Linked DNA regions of Homo sapiens: region 2 is linked to region 1. A link is an interaction called in ENCODE POLR2A ChIA-PET data of the cell type or tissue named here. Cell type or tissue: PC-9. All regions are shown on one strand. Links, peaks and the distances in the headings refer to the core of each region. The heading gives the core; the rest is flanking DNA. Region 1 has its middle 8.6 kb from the start of ABHD11. Region 2 has its middle 7.7 kb from the start of MLXIPL.

Region 1 (9,640 bases), core at 1,641-9,640:
CAGAACAAGACTCCGTCTCAAAAAAAAAAAAAAGGCTGGGGAAATGGCTTACACCTGTAATCCCAGCACTTTGGGAGGCTGAGGTGGGCGGATCACTTGAGGTCAGGAGTTTGAAATCAGCCTGGCCAACATGGTGAAACCCCATCTCTATTAAAAATACAAAAAACTAGCCGGGTGTGGTGGCAGGTTCCTGTAGTCCCAGCTACTTGGGAGGCTGAGGCAGGAGAATCGCTTGAACCGGGAGGCAGAGGTTGCACTGAGCCAGAATCGCGACACTGCACTACAGCTTGGGAGACACAGCAAGCCTCCGTCTCAAAACAAACAAACAAACAAACAAACAAACAAACAAGCAAGCAAGCAAGCAAGCAAGCAAGCAAGCAAGCAAGCAAGCAAAGCAAGCAAGCAAGCACAGGGCAAAGGCTGGGCATTTGGGAACTCCCAGAGCTCCCGGGCACAGTTTGGTGTTTCCATCCCATAGGCTGGGAGGGTTGGGGTGAGCCCAGGCCCGCTGCATCCCTGATGTTGAGCGCTGCTGCCACCTTCTGGGCAGGGCCGGTATTGCCTTGCCTTGCCTTGTACCTGTGTGGATGGTTGGCACGAAGACAGTCACCACCTGTCCTCCAGAACCTCTGGGGCTGGTAGGAAAGGCGCAGTGACAGTGACAGGACAACGATGAGGAGGCCCAGGGGCTGCTGGGGTCTGGAGGAGGAAGAGGAGGAAGCTTTTGTAGGATTCAGGAACAGACTTGTTCCTGGAGCATGGTTGTGGGGGCTGGGGAATGGGAAGGGCGGCTGACCCAGGCTGCATGGCTGTGTGTGTATGTGTATGTGTGTGTATCTGTGTGTCTGTGAATCTGTGTGTGTGTCTGTGAATCTGTGTGTGTCTGTGTCTGTGTATCTGTATGTCTGTGTGTCTGTGTATCTGTGTATGTCTGTGTGTGTATGTGTGTGTGTCTGTGTATCTGTGTGTCTGTGTGTGTTCTGTTTGTGTATCTGTGTGTGTCTGTGTGTCTGTGCATGTCTGTGTATCTGTGTGTGTGTGTCTGTGTATCTGTGTGTGTGTCTGTGTGTGTGTCTGTGTGTGTGTGTAGTTGAGATTCTCTTGTTGTTGCTTTCTTGGGTCTGGCAGGCTTATTCCCTTTTTATCCTCTCCTGGGAAGCCTGGCCCTGGTCCATTTTTTTTTCTTTTTGTAATTTAATTTTTAAAAATTGCAGGTTCCAAAAAAAAGAAAGAAAAAAAAATTACAGGGTCTTGCTATGTTGCCCAGGCTTGTGTTGAACTCCTGGGCTCAAGCCATCCTCCTGCCTCAGCCTCCCAAAGGGCTGGGATTACTGTGTTTGGTGCCCTGGCCTGTGCTTTATACAAAGCACTGGCCACCGAGTGAGTTGCCTGCCTCCTTTAACCCTTACTGTGACTCTGTCAGGGAGGCCCTCTACTAGCTGCATTTCACAGATGAGGACATTGAGGCTCCCAGAGGTGCATACAAAGTCATAAGCCTTGGGTGGCAGTGCTTAAATTGCCAGCCCTGCCAATCCCTGGTGTTGTGATCACCATGCCCAGCCCCGCAGCCCACCTGGTAGCTCTCTCTCCCCATCCCAGTTCACCATTAGCTGGGAACCGTCTCCTGGCTCAACCCCAGGCCTGGGCTCAGCCATCCTCGGGGAGCAGGAGAGGAGGAGGATGTGGGCGGCCAGGCAAGGAGTCCTGGTACTTAGTGTGTGACATTTGCATAGTGCTTTGGGATGAAATTCACTATATGCCTGAATGTAAATTTCTTTCCTCTTTTTCTGAATGAGATTTAAAAAAAATTTGTCCCAAATTCTAATTTAAACTTTTAGAGATACAGATGAATAATCAACTCCCTACTTATAATATTTAGTTAAATATTTAAAATTTAGACTTTAAAAATCCCATATTTTATTTAATTTTTATTTATTTATTTTTTTGAGATGGAGTCTTGCTCTTGTCACCCAGGCTGGAGTCCAATGGCACAATCTCGGCTCACTGCAACCTCTGCCTCCCGGATTCAAGCGATTCTCCTGCCTCAGCCTCCTGAGTAGTTGGGATTACAGGCATGCGCCACCACGCCAGGCTAATTTTGTATTTTTTTTAGTAGAGACAGGGTTTCTCCATGTTGGTCAGGCTGGTCTTGAACTCCTGACCTCAGGTGATTTGCCCGCCTTGGCCTCCCAAAGTGCTGGGATTACAGGCGTGAGCCACTGCACCCAGTGTTATTTTAATTTTTTTTTTTTTTTGAGATGGAGTCTCGCTCTGTCTCCCAGGCTGGAGTGAAGTGGCACGATCTTGGCTCACTGCAACCTCTGCCTCCCGGGTTCAAATGACCCTCTCACCTCAGCCTCCAGAGTACCTGGGATTACAGGCATGCACCGCTGCACCCGGCTAATTTTTTGTATTTTTAGTAGAGACGGGGTTTCACCATGTTGGTCAGGCAGATCTCAAACTCCTGACCTCAAGTGATCTGCCCACCTCAGCCTCCCAAAGTGCTGGGATTACAGGCGTGAGCCATTGCGCCTGGTCTAAAATCTTATATTTTAAAGAATAGTTTTATTTAGAAACATTGCTTTTCCACTCTTGTGGTTTGTGAAAGTTTATGCAAACTCTTTATTCGCATTTCTGCCTCCCATGGTCATTGTCATTGTTACGTGTCATCCCCTAGTGCCTCTTTCAAGTTCCCTAGTTTTCTCAAACACATCATCTTCGCTTTTGCTTGGAAACACAGCACTTTTTTATTTTTCTATTTTTTTTGTTTTGCTAACTCCTACTTGTGTGACACAGCACTTTTTGAGCTCATTAATGATGCTGTCACTGAAAATATCACTCCAAGTCATGAGAGTGATTAGGTTGGTTGTTTTTCATCTAAATGGTAGGTGAATATTTGTCATCTCCTTAGGGTAACCACAGAATTATGTAAAATAGCAATTGGGCTGGGTGCAGTGGCTCACACCTGTAATCCCAGAACTTTGGGAGGCCAAGGCGGGCGGATCACTTGGGGTCAGGAGTTCAAGACCAGCCTGGCCAACGTGGTGAAACCATGCCTCTACCAAAAATACAAAAAATTAGTCAGGTATGCTGGCAGGCGCCTGTAGTCCCAGTTACTTCGGAGGCTGAGGGGAGAATCGCTTGAACCTGGAGGTGGAGGTTGCAGTGAGCCGAGATCACACCACTGCACACCAGCCTGGGAAACAGAGTAAGACTCTGTCTCTAACATAAAATAAAATAAAACAGCAATCGCCTGTTCCTTCCTCATTTCCTCTCCCTGCTTAATTCTTCTCCACAGTACTTCTTACCATCTGATACGCTTGTTAATTTGTTTATGGTCTATGTCCCCTCCCTGGAATGTGAGCTCCATGAGCTCAAGGAGCTTTGTCTGTCTTGATTTACGTCTGCCACTTGGAAACATACTTTGAACACAGTAGGTGCTCAGTAAATATTTGTGGGCTGAACGAATGACTGTAAAGCTCTTAGAAAGATGTGCTAGTCTGACTGGGAGCCATGGTGCACGCCTGCCATCCCAGCACTTTGGGAGGCCAAGGTAGCAGATTACCTGAGCTCAGGAGTTCGTGACCAACCTGGACAACATGGTGAAACGTTGTCTCTACTAAAAATACAAAAATTAGCTGGGCGTGGTGGTGCCCGCCTGTAATCCCAGCTACTTGGGAGGCTAAGGGGTTAGAATCGCTTGAACCTGGGAGGAGGAGGTTGCAGTGAGCTGAGATTGTGCCACTGCACTCCTGCCTGGGCAACAGAGCAAGACCCTGTCTTGAAAAAAAAAAAAAAAAAAGGAAAGGGACCTGGGCACGGTGGCTTTCACCTGTAATCCCAGCACTTTGGGAGGCGAAGGCAGGAGGATCGCTTGAGCCCAGGAGTTTGAGACCACCCTGGGCACTATAGCAAGACCCTGTCTCTACAAAAAAAAAAAAAAAAAAATTAGGTCAGGCTTGGTGGCTCATGCCTGTAATCTTAAAACACTTTTGGAGGCTGAGGTGGGCAGATCACTTGAGGTTGGGAGTTCAAGACCAGCCTGGCGAACATGGCAAAATCCCATCTCTACTAAAAATACAAAAATTAGCTAGGCGTGGTGGTGCGTGCCTGTAATCCCAGCTACTCGGGAGGCTGAGGCATGAGAATCACTTGAACCTGGAGGCAGAGGTTGCAGTGAGCTGAGATCTTGCCACTGATCTGGCCTGGGTGACAGAGTAAGATTCTGTCTCAAAAAAAAAAAGAAAAAAAAATTGGTATGGTGGCGAGTGCCTGTAGTCCCAGCTACTCAGGAGGCTGAGGTGGGAGGATGGCTGGAGTCCAGGAGATTGAGGCTGCAGTGAGCCATGATTACACCACTGCACTCCAGCCTGGGAAACAGAGTGAGACCCTGTCTTAAAAAAAAATATATATATATATATAGTCCGGGTGCGGTGGCTCACACCTGTAATCCCAGCACTTTGGGAGGCCAAGATGGGTGGATCACGAGGTCAGGAGGTCGAGACCATCCTGGCTAACAAAGTGAAACCCCATCTCTATTAAAAATACAAAAATTAGCTGGGCGTGGTGGTGGGCGCCTGTAGTCCCAGCTACTCGGGGGCTGAGGCAGGAGAATGGCGTGAACCCGGGAGGCGGATCTTGCAGTGAGCCAAGACTGTGCCACTGCACTCCAGCCTGGGCAACAGAGTGAGACTCCATCTCAAAAAAAAAAAAAGAAAAAAAAATATAGTATATGGGGTCAAGAGTTTCAGACCAGCCTGACCAACATGGTGAAACCCCATCTCTACTAAAAGTACAAAAATTAGCTGGGTGTGGTGGTGCACGCCTGTAATCCCAGCTACTCAGGAGGCTGAGGCAGGAGAATCGCTTGAACCCAGGAGATGGAGGTTGCAGTGAGCTGAGATTGCACCATTGCACTCCAGCCTGGGCAAAATAGCAAGACATCGTCGCCAAAAAAAAAAAAAAAAAAAAAGGCAAGGATGAAACTTGTGCTTTTAGACTGGAATTTAAGGTGTAAATATAAACTATTTTTCCCCAGTTTATGTAGACAGATAAAATAAACAGATGTAAATATGTATGTTTATGTGTGTGTATAAATGTGTGTCCACTGAGTGGACCCTGGTGTAGAATGACCCTAATTGCATTGAATGTGCCTACCATGGAGATCCTGGTTTCTAAATACCATTCCTCCTTACAAAGAAACCAAGTATTCTTGAAGAAATGGAGAATTCAGGGCCGGGACAGGGAGAAACAAGATAAGCCTGAAATATCTTGCTGAGCCAGAAAGAAAGGAAGTGATTAAAGAACAACGGGGCTTGTCAAAATGACAAGAGGTCAGCAAGGGGCATCCACTGATCAAATCTGGGACAATTTGAGCATCAAAATAAATGACAGGAAAAAGCCTGTCATGGTGGCTCATGACTGTAGTCCCAGTTACTTGGGATGCTGAGGAGGGAGGATCGCTTGAGCCTGGGAGGTCAAGGCTGCTGTGAGCTATGATTGTGCCACTGCACTCCAGCCTGGGTGACACAGTGAGACCCTGTCTCAAAAAAAGAAAAGAAAAAAAAAGCATGGTTTGGTCTTGCTTTGTTTTTTTTGTTTTTGTTTTTTTGTTTTTTGAGCTAGAGTCTCTCTCTGTCACCCAGGCTGGAGTGCAGTGGTGCAATCTCGGCTCACTGCAACCTCCGCCTCCTGGGTTCAAGCGATTCTCCTGCCTCGGCCTCCTGAGTAGCTGGGATTACAGGCACCTGCCATCATGCCCGACTAATTTTTTGTATTTATCTTTTTTTTTTTTTTGAGACAGTCTCACTCTCTTGCCCAGGCTGGAGTGCAGTGGTGGCGCGATCTCTGCTCACTGCAACCTCTGCCTCCCGGGTTCAAGCGATTTTCTTGCCTCAGGCACCTGAGTAGCTGGGATTACAGGCACGCGCCACCATGTCCGGCTACTTTTTTAAATTTGTAGTTGAGATGGGGTTTTACTGTGTTGGCCAGGCTGGTCTCGGACTCTTGGCCTCAAGTGATCTGCCCATCTCGGCCTCCCAAAGCGCTGGGGTTACAGGTGTGAGCCACCGCGCCAGGCCGATTTTTTGTATTTTTAGTAGAGATGGGGTTTCACTATGTTGGCCAGGCTGGTCTCGAACTCCTGACCTCGTGATCAGCCTGCCTCGGCCTTCCATAGTGTTGGGATTACAGGCGTGAACCACCGCACCCAGCCAAAAAAAGCATCTTAATGAAGTGATGGACGTTGGTACTACCATTCATGGCTCCAATGGACATTTGGCTACAGTGAGAGCATAGCATCATTTTTGTGGTATTTCTGTCCAGAATGTGTCACGGTGGTCTCATCGTCAGGAAGGAGTGGACAAACCGAAATGGAAGGACAGTCTACAAAATAACTTCCCTGTAATCTCCGAAAATATTAAGGTCGTGAAACTCAAAGGCTGCAAATTGTTCTAGATTGAGAGAGAATACAGATGTCACAACTAGGTACAGGGTTTCACAACTTACCAGTTTTTTTTTTTTTTTTTTTTGAGATGGAGTCTCGCTCTGTCACCCAGGCTGGAATGCAGTGGTGCAATCTCAGCTCACTGCAACCTCCGCTTCCTGGGTCCTGGGTTCAAGCGATTCTCCTGCCTCAGCCTACTGTGTAGCTGGGATTACAGACCCACACCATCACGCCCAGCTAATTTTTGTATTTTTAGTAGAGACGGGGTTTCACCATGTTGGCCATGGTCTTGAACTCCTGACCTCGTGATCTGCCCACTGTGGCCTCCCAAAGTGCTGGGATTACAGGTGTGAGCCACAGCGCCCGGACAGTTTTTTTTTTTTTTTCACCTTAAAGGTTAAATTTTTTGGACATTGGAGAGCTGTTTTAAATTTGTTTTTGTTGTTGTTGTTTTGAGACAGAGTCTTCCTCTGCCGCCTAGGCTGGAGTGCAGTGGCATGATCTCAGCTCACTGCAACCTCCATCTCCCGGGTTCAAGTGATTCTTCTGCCTCAGCTTCCTCAGTAGCTGGGATTGCAGGCACCCACCACCATGCCTGGCTAATTTTTTTGTATTTTTAGTAGAGACAGGTTTCACTATGTTGGCCAGGCTGGTCTGAAACTCCTGACCTCATGATTGCCCACCTCGGCCTCCCAAAAGTGCTAGGATTACAAGCATGAGTCACTGTGCCCTGCCTATTTATGTATTTTAGAGATGGGTCTTGCTATGTTGCCCAGGCTGAAGTGCAGTGGCTATTCACAGGCAAGATCCCACTACTGATCAGCAAAGGAGTTTTGACCCCTCTGTTTCTGAGCTGGGCTGGTGCACCTCTCTTTAGGCAGCTTGGTAATCCCCTGCTCCTGAGAGGTCACCAAATTGGTGGTGAACTTAGTGCAAGTATAGCTATCTGCACTACAGGCATACTGCACTACAACCCGGAACTCCTGGACTCCAGCGATCCTCCTGCCTCAGCCTCCCAAGTAGCTGGGACTACAGACACTGCACCTGGTGACATTTACTGTTTGGAGCTGGGTTGAAGACCTAATCCCTAATATGCAACTTTGCTGACAAGACCTTTGCTGAAATGGAGATTTCTTTTTACACATTTATGAATATGTTGCTGGTATACTCCGGGTACTTGTGGAGGTGGTGGTCACCTCAAGGGAGGTGGGGGGTACTGAGACCCCTGGGGGCACAGCAGACCTACCCATGCTCTTGGATCAGAACGCTGGGAATATTAGAGGTAGTATTGAAGATGTTAGGAGGGCGGGGTGCGTTGGGAGGCTGACACTGGAAGTCAGGAGTTCAAGACCAGCCTGGGCACCACAGAGAGACCTCATGTCTACAAAACATTTTAAAAACATTTGCTGGGCATGGTGGTGAATGCCTTTAGTACCAGCTACTTCGAAGACTGAGGAGGGAGGATCCATTGAGCCCAGGAGTTTGAGGCTGCAGTGAGCTATGACTGTGCCACTGCACTTCAGCCTGGGCGACACATTGAGTCTAAGAACAAAAAATGTGGGCTGGGCATGTGGGTCACACTTGTAATCCCAGCACTTTGGGAGTTCGAGGCAGGCAGATCACTTGAGGTCAGGAGTTTGAGACCAGCCTGGCCAACATGGTGAAACCCCATCTCTACTAAAAAAAATACCAAAATTACCCGGATGTGGTGGCATGCACCTGTAGTCCCAGCTACTTGGGAGGCTGAGGCAGAAGAATCGTTTGAACTAGGAGGTGGAGGTTGCAAGGAGCTGAGATCTCACTGCACTCCAGCCTGGGTGACAGAGCAAGAGTCCATCTCAAAACACACACACACACACACACAAATGTGGCTGGGCGCAGTGGCTCATGCCTGTAATCCCAGCACTTTGGGAGGCCAAGGCGGGCGGATCACAAGGTCAGGAGATCGAGACCATCCTGGCTAACGTGGCGAAACCCTGTCTCTACTAGAAATACAAAAAATTAGCCGGGCGTGGTGGCGGGCGCCTGTAGTCCCAGCTACTCGGGAGGCTGAGGCAGATGAATGGCTTTAACCTGGGAGGCAGAGCTTGCAGTGAGCCGTGATCGTGCCACTGCACTCCAGCCTGGGCGACAGAGTGAGACTCCATTTCAAAAAAAAAAAAAAAAATTGAGTTGGGTGCTGTGGCTCACGCCACCGGCTCATGCCACTGGCTACTCGGGAGGCTGAGGCAGGGGAATCGCTTGAACTCGGGAAGCAGAGGTTGCAGTGAGCCAAGACTGCACCACTGCAGCCACTGCACTCCAGCCTGGCAAGAGAGTGAGACTCCGTCTCAAAAAAATACATAAATTAAAAAAAATTAAAAATGGCCAGGCGCGGTGGCTCACGCTTGTAATCCCAGCACTTTGGGAGCCCAAGGCAGGCGGATCACGAGGTCAGGAGATCGAGGCCATCCTGGCTAACACGGTGAAACCCCGTCTCTACTGAAAGTATAAAAAATTAGCCGGGCGTGGTGGTGGGCGCCTGTAGTCCCGGCTACTCGGGAGGCTGAGGCAGGAGAATGGTGTGAATCTGGGAGGTGGAGCTTGCAGTGAGCTGAGATTGCACCACTGCACTCCAGCCTGGGGGACAGAGTGAGACTCTGTCTCAAAATATATATATATATATATATAAAATAAAATGTGAGGAGGAATTTGTTAGGGATACACTTTTTTCCTTCTGTTTTTCTGCAGAGGTAAGGTTATATTTATATGTGTGGATGATGCCATTCAAGGTACCAAGCTAACCCTTCAGGATGGGGGCTGGGGTACCTTATGCCTCTCAGCATTGGAGACATAATGCCTTCTTCCCTCCTCTCCTTACCTCTCCCTCTCTTTTTGAGACAACGTCTTGCTCTGTTACCTAGGCTGGAGTGCAGTGGTGTGATCCTATGGCTCACTGCAGCCTTGAAGTGGGCTCAATAGATCCTCCTGCCTCAGCCTCCGAGTGCTGGGATGACAGGCATGAGCCACTGTGCCCAGCTCCGCCCTTTCTTTCACAAGACGTGGGTAGAGCACCCTCTTGTGGTGAAGGGAGGAAGGGGGCTGAGTGTGCTCTGGGCCTGGCCGGAAGTTTCTAGGATGCAGCAGGCCTTCCTCCTTGGCCTGGCAGGGGTGGGGCCTGCCAGGGAGTGCCTTGCTGGGAAGGGAGGGCAAAGG
Region 2 (11,416 bases), core at 2,056-10,055, 98 kb before region 1:
TCAGCCTCCCAAAGTTTTGGGATTACAAGTGTGAGCCACTGTACATGGCCTTTCTGCTTCTGAAGCCTCTTTTCTCACCTTGAGGACAGAAACCAGACTGAGGCATTCACACCTGACACCTCACTGGAGCGTTTAACTAACAGCCTCAAAGATGGGTTCAGAGGCACAGGAGAGCAAAAACACACCCAAGCATCTCTGAGGGGCAGCAGCAAAGCCTGGTCTAGTAGATTTCCAGATTTCCCCCAAGGATGTCCCTAGTGGGTGGGGACAGGAAAGAGTTGTAGGCACATGCTAAGCTCTGCTGGCTTTCTGACAGGTATCCTGTGTGTGGTCATGTTAGGGAAAGCGGAGGAGGTGGTTTCCCATGTGTGGCAGCCTTGGAAAAGGTTGACATGCAGCACTTTCTTCCAGCCCACAGGAGGATCACACAGCACCTAGGATCACAATGGCAGTGCCCTGAGGGCCCCAGCCACTGGCTGTGGGAGGAAAGTGATTATCCAAGGCTGCTCACAGGCCAGCCCTTCCACCCACCTCCCTTGGCCGGGTATCTTCTGTCTCTGCCAAATGTTCGCATCACATTCCCAGGAGCCCCAGCTGTTCTGCTCCATCCTCCCTGCTGCCCTCTGTAGGATGTGCATTCTCTCTGCCCATCCCTGCCAGGTTAGGAAAGGGGGTTCTGATGCTCACCCCACTCTCCCTCCTTTGGAGGGGCTCTGCCCTGCTTCAGAGAGCCATCCCCAAGTGGCCCTCTTTTTTTTTTTTTTTTTTGAGCCAGTCTCAGTCTGTCACCCAGACTGGAGTGCAGTGGCATGATCTCAGCTCACTGCAACCTCCGCCTCCCGGGCTCAAGCGATTCTCCTGCCTCAGCCTCCCAAGTAGCCGGGATTACAGGCGTGTAACACCATGCCCGACTAATTTTTGTATTTTTAGTAGAGATGGGGTTTCACCATGTTGGCCAGGCTGGTCTTGAACTCCTGACCACAAGTGATCCACCTGCCTCAGCCTCCCAAAGTGCTGGTATTACAGGCGTGAGCCACCGTGGCCAGCTCTCAGGTGGCAGTTAACCGTCTTTTGAGGCCCTTGGTACAGAGGCTGACAGGATCATTACTTACCCCTATATGCCTGTCTGGCTTCTCCCCCTATTCCTCCGTAGGCCATTGAGGCAAGACTGTGTCCTAGCATCTCTGAACCCCCACACTGGGTACCTGGAGACTTGGGGGATGCTTGAAGAAAGGGGCATGAGACTAAGAGGAGCGGGTGGGGTGCTGTGGAGGAGGTTGGATAGGAAGTGTCAGCTCCGCCCTCGCCTCTGGCTTGGGACCTCCTGGCTCCGGGGACCCTGGCTCAGGTGAAGACCGGAATTGATCCTTGCTCTGCTGCTAATTCCATGAGTAACACTGGGGAGATCTCTGTCTCTCTGTCTTACTGGCGATCTGTCTCACTACCTGTAAAATTGAGGGCCAAACTCAGTGCTTTCTTTCTTTCTTCTTCTTTTTGCTGTTGTAAAGATGAGGTCTCACTATATTCCCCAGGCTGGTCTCGAGCACCTGGGCTCAAGCGACCCTTCCACCACGGCCTCCCAAAGTGCTGAGACTACGGGCATGAGCCACTGTGCCTGGCCTGAATTCAGTGATTTGTTGGGGATCCAGGAATCTTGGCTCCAAGTCTCTGCTGGCCGTGTCTCCAGATCACCCCACCGTGCTCTCCCCATGCTCTGAAAACATCAGAGTTGTCTCCTGCGGTTTCAGGGACTTTCCTCTGAGCTGGATCTGAGCGGGTGGGAAGATTATGAGTGAATTCTCTCCTTCACCCAACATCCCTCCTTCCCCAGCCATGAATTGCCCCTCAACAGGCATCTGCATCTCATTTCTGCCCTCCTCCAGGGCTTAATAACACCTCTAGAAGCCTAACCGCTGAAAAGACAAACCCTGACTGCACAATGCAAAACATCCAAACACTAGAGTGTCCAATAAATGCAAGGACGTCCACAGATTCTGATTTCTCCTGTGTTTAGAGACAGGGTCTCGCTGTGTCACCCAGCCTGGAGTGCAGTGGCACAATCATAGCTCACTGCAGCCTCAAACTCCTGGGCCAAAGTGATCCTCCCACTTCAGCCTCCCAAAGTGTTGGGATTAGAAGTGTGAGCCACTTGTAATGGGACCACAGGCGCCGCACCCCCTGTTCAGGGCACCATTGCCCAGATAATAGCACAGCCATGTACATGTAAGCTGGCTCACGCTCTTGCTGCTTCTCTAGCCTCTGTTACTATAGCCAGCAGTTTACAGCCTCTGTACAAACAAGTCTTGTTCATGGTCCATGGAGATGCAAGACAAGATCCTAACTGTGGTGTGAATACCTGGCTGTCCCCAGCCATCCCACCTGATGTCACATCCTCTCTGCCTTCCAGTCTTGGTCCTCAGGGCTCTTCACCCAGCCTGCCCTTCCTTGTTGGGAAAGCCCACCTGTCCTTGAAGTCCCACCTATGACATCTTCCCCAAGTTCTCCAGGTTATTTCTGAGTTCCCACCACCCTTGTTCTTTTCTTTTCTTTTTTTTTTTTTGAGACCAAGTCTTGCTCTGTCGCCCAGGCTGGAGTGCAGTGGCGTGATCTCAGCTCACTGCAACCTCCACCTCCCGGATTCAAGCGATTCTCCTGCCTCAGCCTCCTGAGGAGCTGGGATTACAAGGGTGCACCACCACGCCTGGCTAATTTTTGTATTTTTGTAGAGACGGGGTTTCACCATGTTGGTCAGGTTAATCTTGAACTCCTAACCTCGTGATCCACCCTCTTCAGCCTCCCAAAGTCCTGGAATTACAGGAGTGAGGCACCGTGCCTGGCCGCACCACCCTTGTTCTAATATAAGTCTAATTTCATTCAGCTTTGCATTCACAGTGATGACGCACGTGCTTTTCCTCCCCACTAGATGGCAAATTCCTTGAGAGCAAGAATCACTGCTGGGCGTGGTGGCTCATGCCAGTAATCCCAGCACTTTGAGAGGCCAAGGGGAGGATTGCTTGAGCCCAGGGGTTCGAGACAAGCCTGGACAGCATAGCAAGACTCTGTCTCTACAAAAAATTAAAAAATTAGCTATTTGTGGTCTTGTAGTTCCAGCTACTTGGGAGGCTGAGGTGAGAGGATCGCTTGAGCTCAGGAGTTGGAGGCTGCAGTGAGCTATAAACATGCCACTGTACTCCAGCCTGGGTGACAGAGTGAGAACCTGTCTCTTAAAAACTAAAAGGCACGTTCATAAATTATTCCATTTACTAGTGAGCCTGTCAACTGTGTGTATATGTGGGTGTGTTAGAATTTTCATTGCCATTTTACAGATGGGGAGACTGAGACTCTGAGAGGTGAAATGATCTGGCGGATTGTGGTGAGAATTAGCTATATAAAGCTAACCTTTATGGAGCACTTACCACCTAGCAGGTCCGCAGGATCTTCACAACAGCCCCTTGGCTTGTCTTTTTTATTATTTTTATTTATTTATTTATTTATTTATTTATTTATTTATTTATGAGACGGAGTCTTGCACTGTTTCCCAGGCAGGAGTGCAGTGGCACGATCTCAGCTCACTGCAAATTCCGCCTCTTGGGTTCACGCCATTCTCCTGCCTCAGCCTCCCAAGTAGCTGGGACTACAGGCGCCCGCCACCACTCCCGGCTAATTTTTTGTACTTTTAGTACAGGCGGGGTTTCACTGTGTTAGCCAGGAAGGTCTCGATCTCTTGACCTCGTTATCTGCCCGCCTCGGCCTCCCAAAGTGCTGGGATTACAGGCCAGCTTGTCTTTTTTTTTTTTTTTTTTTTTGAGATGGAGTCTCACTCACTCTGTCACCCAGGCCAGAATGCAGTGGCATGATCTTGGGTCATTGCAAGCTCTGCTTCCTGGGCTCAAGTGATCCTCCCACCTAAACCTCCCGAGTAGTTGGGACTACAGGCGTGTGCCACTATGCCCACCTAATTTTTGTATTTTTTGTAGAGATGGGATTTTGCCATGTTGGCCAGGCTGGTCTTGAACTCCTGAGCTCAAGCAATCCTCCTGCCTTGGTCTCCCAAAGTGCTGGGATTACAGGCGTGTGCCACTGTGCCCGGCCTACCCTTTGATTTTCAACACATTTTGCAGATAAGAAAACAACCTTTGCTGAAGGTCACATGATAAGAAGAGAACTGGGATTCAAACGCAGACAATTGAATGCCAGCCTGTTCCACAAGTACCTATGTTCTCAAACTCAAAGGGCTGGCCATTGTGCAGGAGGATGTGGTACGAGCAGACACTCATCTACTGCTCCTGCCAGTGGAGGCAAAATCACTTTGGAAAGGTATTTGGCAGCATCTACTAGCATTGAGCATCTCCCACCTTAGTTAGAACCCAGCAGTGTGCACACATGTGCACCAAAACACAAGACTATTCGTGGCAGCACTGATCTTACTAGCCCAACACTGGAGATGCCCCGGATGCCTATCAACAGGTGAATGGATAAATACATTGCAGAACAGTCACACTAGGGAATACTTTTTTTTTTTTTTTGAGACGGAGTCTTGCTCTGTCACCCAGGCTGGAGTGCAGTGGCATGATCTCAGCTCACTGCAAGCTCCATCTCCTGGGTTCATGCCATTCTCCTGACTCAGCCTCCCGAGTAGCTAGGACTACAGGTGCCCGCCACCACGCCCAGCTAATTTTTTTTGTATTTTTAGTAGAGACTGGGTTTCACTGTGTTAGCCAGGATGGTCTTGATCTCCTGACCTTGTGATCTGCCTGCCTCGGCTCGGCCTCCCAAAGTGCTGGGATTACAGGTGTGAGCCACCGCACCCGGCCCACACTAGGGAATATTAATGCAGCAATGAGAATGAACACTCTACAGCTAAGTGCAGCCCTATGGGTGAATCTCACTGATTATGTATTAAACAAAAGAAGCCTGACACGGAAGTGTATATGTTGTAAGATTTCATTCATATAAAGCTCCAAAATAGGCTCATCTATGGTGTTAGGAGTCAGGGTTGCATTTAGCCTCAGGGTGACTAGAAGGGCTCAAGAAGAGAGCTATGAAGGATGTTGCTACTTTTTTTTTTTTTTTTTTTTTTTTTTTTAGGTAGAGATGGGGTCTGCTATGCTGCCTAGGCTGGTGTCAAACTCCCAACCTCAAGTGATCCTCCCACCTCAGCCACTCAAAGTACTGGGATTACAGGCACGAGTCACTGTGCCTGGTCAAATTTTCTTCCTTTCCTTCCTTCTTCCTTTCCTTCCTCTCTCCCCTTCTCCCTCTCTCCCTCTCTCCCTCTCTCTCTCTTCTCCCCTCCCCTCCACTCCCTTCTCCTCTCTTCTCTCCAGTCTTGTCTTGTCTTTTTTCTTTTCTTTCCTTTTCCCTTCCCTTCCCTGCCCTCCCCTCCACTCCCCTCTCCTGTCTTTTCTTTTCTTTCCCCTCCCTCCCCTCCCCTCCTCTTCTTTTCTCTTTTCTTTTCTTTTCTTTTTTCTTTTCTCCTCTCCTCTCCTTTTCTTTTCTTTTCTTTCCAGACAGGGTATCCCTCAGTCACCTAGGTTGCTGGAGTGCAGTGATAGAATCATGGCTTACTCTAGCCTCAAATTCCTGGGCTCAAGCCATCCTCCTGCCTCAGCCTCCTAAGTAGCTGGGACCACCACACTCAGCTAATTTTTTAAATTTTTTTATTATTTATTTATTTTTTTTGTAGAGGTGGAGTCTCATTATGCTGTCCAAGCTGGTCTTGAACTCCTGGGCTCAAGTGATCCTCCTGCCTCAGTTTCCCAAAGCACTGAGATTATAGGCATGAGCCACTGTGCCTGGCCACATTTTGTTTCCTTATCTGGATTCTGGTTATATGGGGATGTTCTCTGTGAAAATTCATGGAGTTAGATACTTATGACATGTGCACCATTTACATGTATGTTAGACTTAGTGGTTTTATTTGAAAACGAAACCGACTTTGCACCCATATACATATATGAAATCAGCCATTCTACATCCTGATTCGCCCTTACAAGGTAGTGTGAGAGGTGTTCCATGGGTTATTTCCCTCGGCCACAACCATCTTCACTGATGTCCTAGTGCAGATCCAGGGCCCAGCCCTGTTCCCCTCCTCACCTACCCTGTGTTCCTGTGTGTGCCTCAGTGTGACAGTCTGGGGCTTGTCACAGACTGTCTTCCTGTGGGAAGGAAGACAAGGGGCTTGTCACAGACTGTCTTCCTGTGGGAAGGAAAGTCTTCCTTTCCCTTTCATTCCTTCCTTCTTTCCTTCCTTCCTTCCTTCCTTCCTTCCTTCCTTCCTTCCTTCCTTCCTTCCTTCCGACGGAGTCTTGCTCTGTTGCCCAGGCTGGAGTGCAGTGGCGCGATCTCAGCTCACTGCAACCTCCGCCTCCTAGCTTCAAGCGATTCTCCTGCCTCAGCCTTGTGAGTAGCTGGGATTACAGGTGCCCACCACCACGTGTGGCTAATTTTTTGTATTTTTAGTAGAGATGGGGTTTCCCTATGTTAGCCAGGCTGTTCTTGAACTGCTGACCTCAGGTGATCTGCCTGCTTCGGCCTCCCAAAGCGCCGGGACTATAGGAGTGAGCCACCCCACCCTACCTTTTTTTTTTTTTTATTTGAGATGGAGTCTTGCTCTGTTGCCCAGGCTGGAGTGCAGTGGCTCGATCTCGGCTCACTGCAAGCTTCACCTCCCAGGTTCATGCCATTCTTCTGCCTCAGCCTCCCGAGTAGCTGGGACTACAGTCACCCGCCACCACGCCCGGCTAATTTTTTTTCTATTTTTAGTAGAGACGGGGTTTCACCGTGTTAACCAGGATGGTCTCAATCTCCTGACCTTGTGATCCACCTGCCTCGGCCTCCCAAAGTGTTTTTTTTTTTTTTTAAGATGAAGTCTCACTCTGTCACCCAGGCTGGGGTACAGTGGCCAGATCACATCTCACTGCAGCCTTGACCTCCTTGGGCTCAAGCAGTCCTCCCGCCATGGTGTGTGCCAACGTGCCTGGCTAATTTTTGAATTTTTTTGTGGAGACAGGGTTTCGTCATGTTGCCCAGGCTGGTTTTGACCTGGGCTCCAGCCATCCTCTTGCCTTGACCTCGCGAAGTACTGGGATTACAGGTGGGAGCCACCATGCCAGGCTAATTTTTATTTTTTTTGTAGAGACAGGATCTTGCTATATTGCCTAAACTGGTTCCGAACTCCTGGGCTCCAGCAATCCTCCTGCCTCAGCCTCCCAAAGTTGCTGGGATTCCAGGCGTGAGCCATGGTGTCTGGCTGATAGTCTGGAGTTTGATGGTGCCCTAAACAGCCTGAGCACCTCAAAGTGAGAAACATGCCTCTGCCTCTTTTCACTGACCCCTCAGCTCCTCTCACCAGCTTACATACTCAGGAAGCCACTACTGTGGCTAGGGGTAGATTGGCATCTAGGTGCGGGGACGAGGGAGATGATGTATCAGGCCTACGGAAGGACTTGGCAAAGTTAGCTTGGCAAGATTAACTTGGCAGTTAGCTTCTCACAAAGCTCACTGAGTGAGAAGAGGATGGAGAAGCGGACAAGAGTGAGAGAGAGGAGTCTCGAACTGTGTCTTTAACTGGCGGCAAGTTGGGAAGTCACTTCCCCTGTCTGGATCTCAGTTTCTGTATCTGTAAAATGGGTGAACAAACCATGAACGAAAATTGGATAAATATGACTATATCGAAGTGAAGAAGTTGGACCAGACTTGTTTTCATATCAGAAGTACCCCAATTGTTCTACCAAAAATTACGAGTTTGCCAGGAGCAGTGGCTCACACCTGTAATCCAAAACACTTTGAGAGGCTGAGGTGGGAGGATTGCTTGAGGCCAGGAGTTCAAGACCAGCCTGGGCGACGGAGTGAGATCTCATCTCAAAAATAAATAAATAATTATTTACTTTAAAAGGAAAATTTTTTTGAGACAGAGTCTTACTCTGTTGCTCAGGCTGGAGTGCAGTGGCTCGATCTTGGCTCACTGCAACTGCCACCTTCCAGGTTCAAGCAATTCTCCTGTCTCAGACTCCCAAGTAGCTGGGACTACAGGTGTGCACCACCATGCCTGGCTAGTTTTTGTATTTTTAGTAGAGATGGGGTTTCATCATGTTGGCCAGGCTGGTCTCGAACTCCTGACCTCAAGTGATCTGCCTGCTGCCTCGGCCTCCCAAAGTGCCGGGATTACAAGCGTGAGCCACTGTGCCTGGCCAATAATTTTAACTTAATTTTTTTAAATTATGAATTCAACATATTAGGAACGAAAAACCCACTTTTCTTTGCAAGAAGTACACTTTTATAGGCTTTCTGCTTCTATATGTATTTATTATTATTATTATTATTATTATTTTGAGACGGAGTCTCATTCTGTCGGCCAGGCTGGAGTGCAGGGGCGGGATCTTGGCTCACTGCAACCTCTACCTCCTGGGTTCAAACGATTCTCCTGCCTCAGCCTCCCGAGTAGCTGGGACCACAGGAATGCACCACCACGCCCAGCTATTTTTTTTTTTTTTTTGTATTTTTAGTAGAGATTGGGTTTCGCCATGTTGGCCAGGCTAGTCTTAAACTCCTGACTTCAAGTGATCTGCCCACCTCGGCTTCCCAAAGTGCCAGGATTACAGGCGTAAGCCACTGTGCCTGGCCTATATTTATGTTTAATAATACTATAAATATCAGTCATATTGCTCATACATTTCTAAATTATACAAATACCAAGTCCTGTGTAGGACAAAAAGTCCTGTGTAGATTACCTCTGGTCTCAACTGAAAATCATTGATCTTTGTGCTCTGAGGCTATGAGAGTGGAGGAGGAGGTAGAGAAAGAGGAGAAGAAGGGGAGGAAGGACAGCAGGGTAGAGATCAAGTGAGTATCTAGTCATCCGTCCAGCCATCCATTCATCTGTCCATCTAGTTATTTACCTATTAATTCATCTATACTCTAATAGTCAGTCTACCCACCCATCTGTCTGTTCATCTACCTGTCTATTCATTTACAATCTGTCCATTCACCTTACTATCCACCCATCTCTTCTTTCATCCACCCATCTCTTCTTCCATCCATCCATCCATCCATCCATCCATCCACCCATCTCTTCTTCCATCAGTCCATCTCTTCTATCTATCCATCCATCCATCTCTCTCCATCCACCCATCTCTTTTTCCATCAATCCATCTCTTCTATCTATCCATCCATCCATCATCCATCCATCTATCTCTTTATCCACCCATCCATCCATCCCCCTCTCTATCTATCCATTTCTTCTTCCATCAGTCCATTCATCTACCAATATGTCTATCTGTCCATCCATCGTTCCATGTATACACCTACCTAACTTTCTATTCATCCAACCATCCACTCAAATACCCACCCATCTGCCCACCCAGTACACATATTAACCGCCTGCTGATGTCATGCCCTCTGTTCAGGCAGAGGTGGGGAATGCTCAGATGCTTGCAACATGGCTCCTGCCTTTGTGCAGCTCAGTATGCAGAGTGAGGCATGCCCTCCAGCAACTAGAGGGGGCCAGTCCCAGTTCCTGGGACTGTGGAAGTTCAGTTAAGGGCGGCCGGACTTGCAGCCCAGGGGGTTAAGGAAGGCTCTCTAGAAGAAACTGTGCTTGAGGGGGACCTCAAAAGACAAAGTGGAGGCCGGGCACCGTGGCTCACGCCTGCAATCCCAACACTTTGGGAGGCCAAAGTGGGAGGATCACTTGAGGCCGGGAGTTTAAGACTAGCCTGGCCAATATGGTGAAACCCCATCTCTACTAAAAACACAAAAATTAGCCGGATCCGGTGGTTTATGCCTGTAGTCCCACCTACTCAGGAGGCTGAGGCACAAGAATTGCTTGAACCTGGGAGGTGGAGGTTGTGGTGAGCCGAGATTGAGCCACTGCACTCCAGCCTGAGCGACAGAGTGAGACTCTGTCTCAAAAAAAAAAAAAAAGACGAAGTGAGAATTAGTCACACAGAGAGGGCAGAAGGTATTCTGGGAGGGAAGAGCTGGAGAAACAAAGGCGGGGGCTGGGGAACCAGAGTAATGAGTCATTCAACTGGCTGGGGTGCCAGCAGGGTGCCAGCAGCCTACATAGCTGCCATGTCCCCAGCTCCCTCGGAGCACAGGCAGCCACCCTGTGACTCCATGCTAGGCTTGGCTCCAGTGGGCACCGAGGTATCTGTATTTCTCAGAGAGTAGCCCATGGACAACTGCCAGGCTGGGGATTCTGTTATGAGTTTGCAACAAGATAAACACAAAAATTCAGAGTGTCTAGAAGCACTTATATCAATTAAAAAAAAATTTAGGTTGGGCACGGTGGCTCACGCCTATAATCCCAGCACTTTGGGAGACCAAGGCGGGTGGGTCAAGAGGTCAGGAGTTCGAGCCCAGCCTGGCCAAGATGGTGAAACCCCGTCTCTACTAAAAATACAAAAGTTAGCTGGGCATGGTGGCGGATGCCTGTAATCCCAGCTACTCGGGAGGCTGAGGCAGGAGAATGATGTTAACCCGGGAGGCGGAGCTTGCAGTGAGCTGAGATGGTGCCACTGCACTCCAGCCTGGGCAACAGAGCGAGATTCCATCTCAAAAAAAAAAAAAGAATAACAAACTGGGCATATAATTTACATATTTCCTTCACTTCAATTTTTCTAGTAATTCATTTTCTGTTGTATTTTGCATACTCACAAGTCTATGTAGATTGAAAATAAAAAAGCAAAAAGGGGCCTTGTGCAGTGGCTCATGCCTGTAATCCCAGCACTTTGGCAGGCCGAGGCAAGAGGATCACTTGAGGTCAGGAGTTCCAGACCAGCCTGGCCAACACGGCGAAACCCCGTCTCTCCTAAATACAAAAATTAGCAGGCATGGTGGCACACGCTTGTAATCCCAGCTACTCAGGAGGCTGAGGCGAGAGACTTGCTTGAACTTGGAAGGTGGAGTTTGCAGTGAGCTGAGATCACACCACTGCACTCCAGCCTGAGTGACAGAGTGAGACTCTGTCTGGAAAAAAAAAAAAAGAAAAAACAAAAAGGGGCTTTTCAGTCAGTTTGAGAAGCACTGATACGCAAGACAGCTTACACTCATATGTCCTTTGCCAATGTGGCTTCATGGTCATTATCTCATTATGAGCCAGACAGAGCAAGGACCATGGTCCCCATTGCCCCGTTGTATAGGATACCTGGCCCAAGGTTCTTACTGATGGTAGATGGCAGGGCTGAGATTTGAACCCACAGCTGTTCCCCATCAGACAGCAACTTCCTGTGAGCTCATGTTCCAGGCTAGGCTGAGCTGGGGTGTGGGACAGGGAGGACACAGGAGAGGAAGAGAGAAGTACCTGGAAAAAGAATGTCAGGCAGGGTGAGAGGTCGGGTCCGGGGCCTGCCCTTTATGCTAAGGGCACTGATGGAGGTCAGTGGGGGATTCCCAAATGGCCCTAGAAGGACCA

Evidence for each region. ChIA-PET counts read pairs that join two places held together with the same protein. Peaks named below come from ENCODE experiments on the same cell type or tissue, not always from the same donor. Only the 100,000 strongest peaks of a DNase experiment are listed, where the experiment ranks them.
Region 2: POLR2A ChIA-PET joins it to region 1 with 11 read pairs; 11 of 35 experiments call an interaction of 5 or more read pairs at or near these places.

Annotation. Positions count from the first base shown.
Region 1 is chr7:73,725,375-73,735,014 of GRCh38, forward strand. It overlaps the pseudogene RN7SL265P. Among named protein-coding and RNA genes, the nearest start is that of ABHD11, 8.6 kb to the right of the region's middle. RefSeq lists enhancers at 9,385-9,640, 9,571-9,620, 9,631-9,640. In PC-9, for the core only: a CTCF peak has its summit at 9,502 (motif pointing left); DNase peaks (open chromatin) are centred at 6,447 and 9,637; H3K27ac peaks cover 35 bases.
Region 2 is chr7:73,626,501-73,637,916 of GRCh38, forward strand. It overlaps a transcript of MLXIPL not described here. Among named protein-coding and RNA genes, the nearest start is that of MLXIPL, 7.7 kb to the left of the region's middle. RefSeq lists enhancers at 9,073-9,922, 9,879-10,173. In PC-9, for the core only: a CTCF peak has its summit at 2,950 (motif pointing right); DNase peaks (open chromatin) are centred at 2,931 and 10,011; H3K27ac peaks cover 479 bases.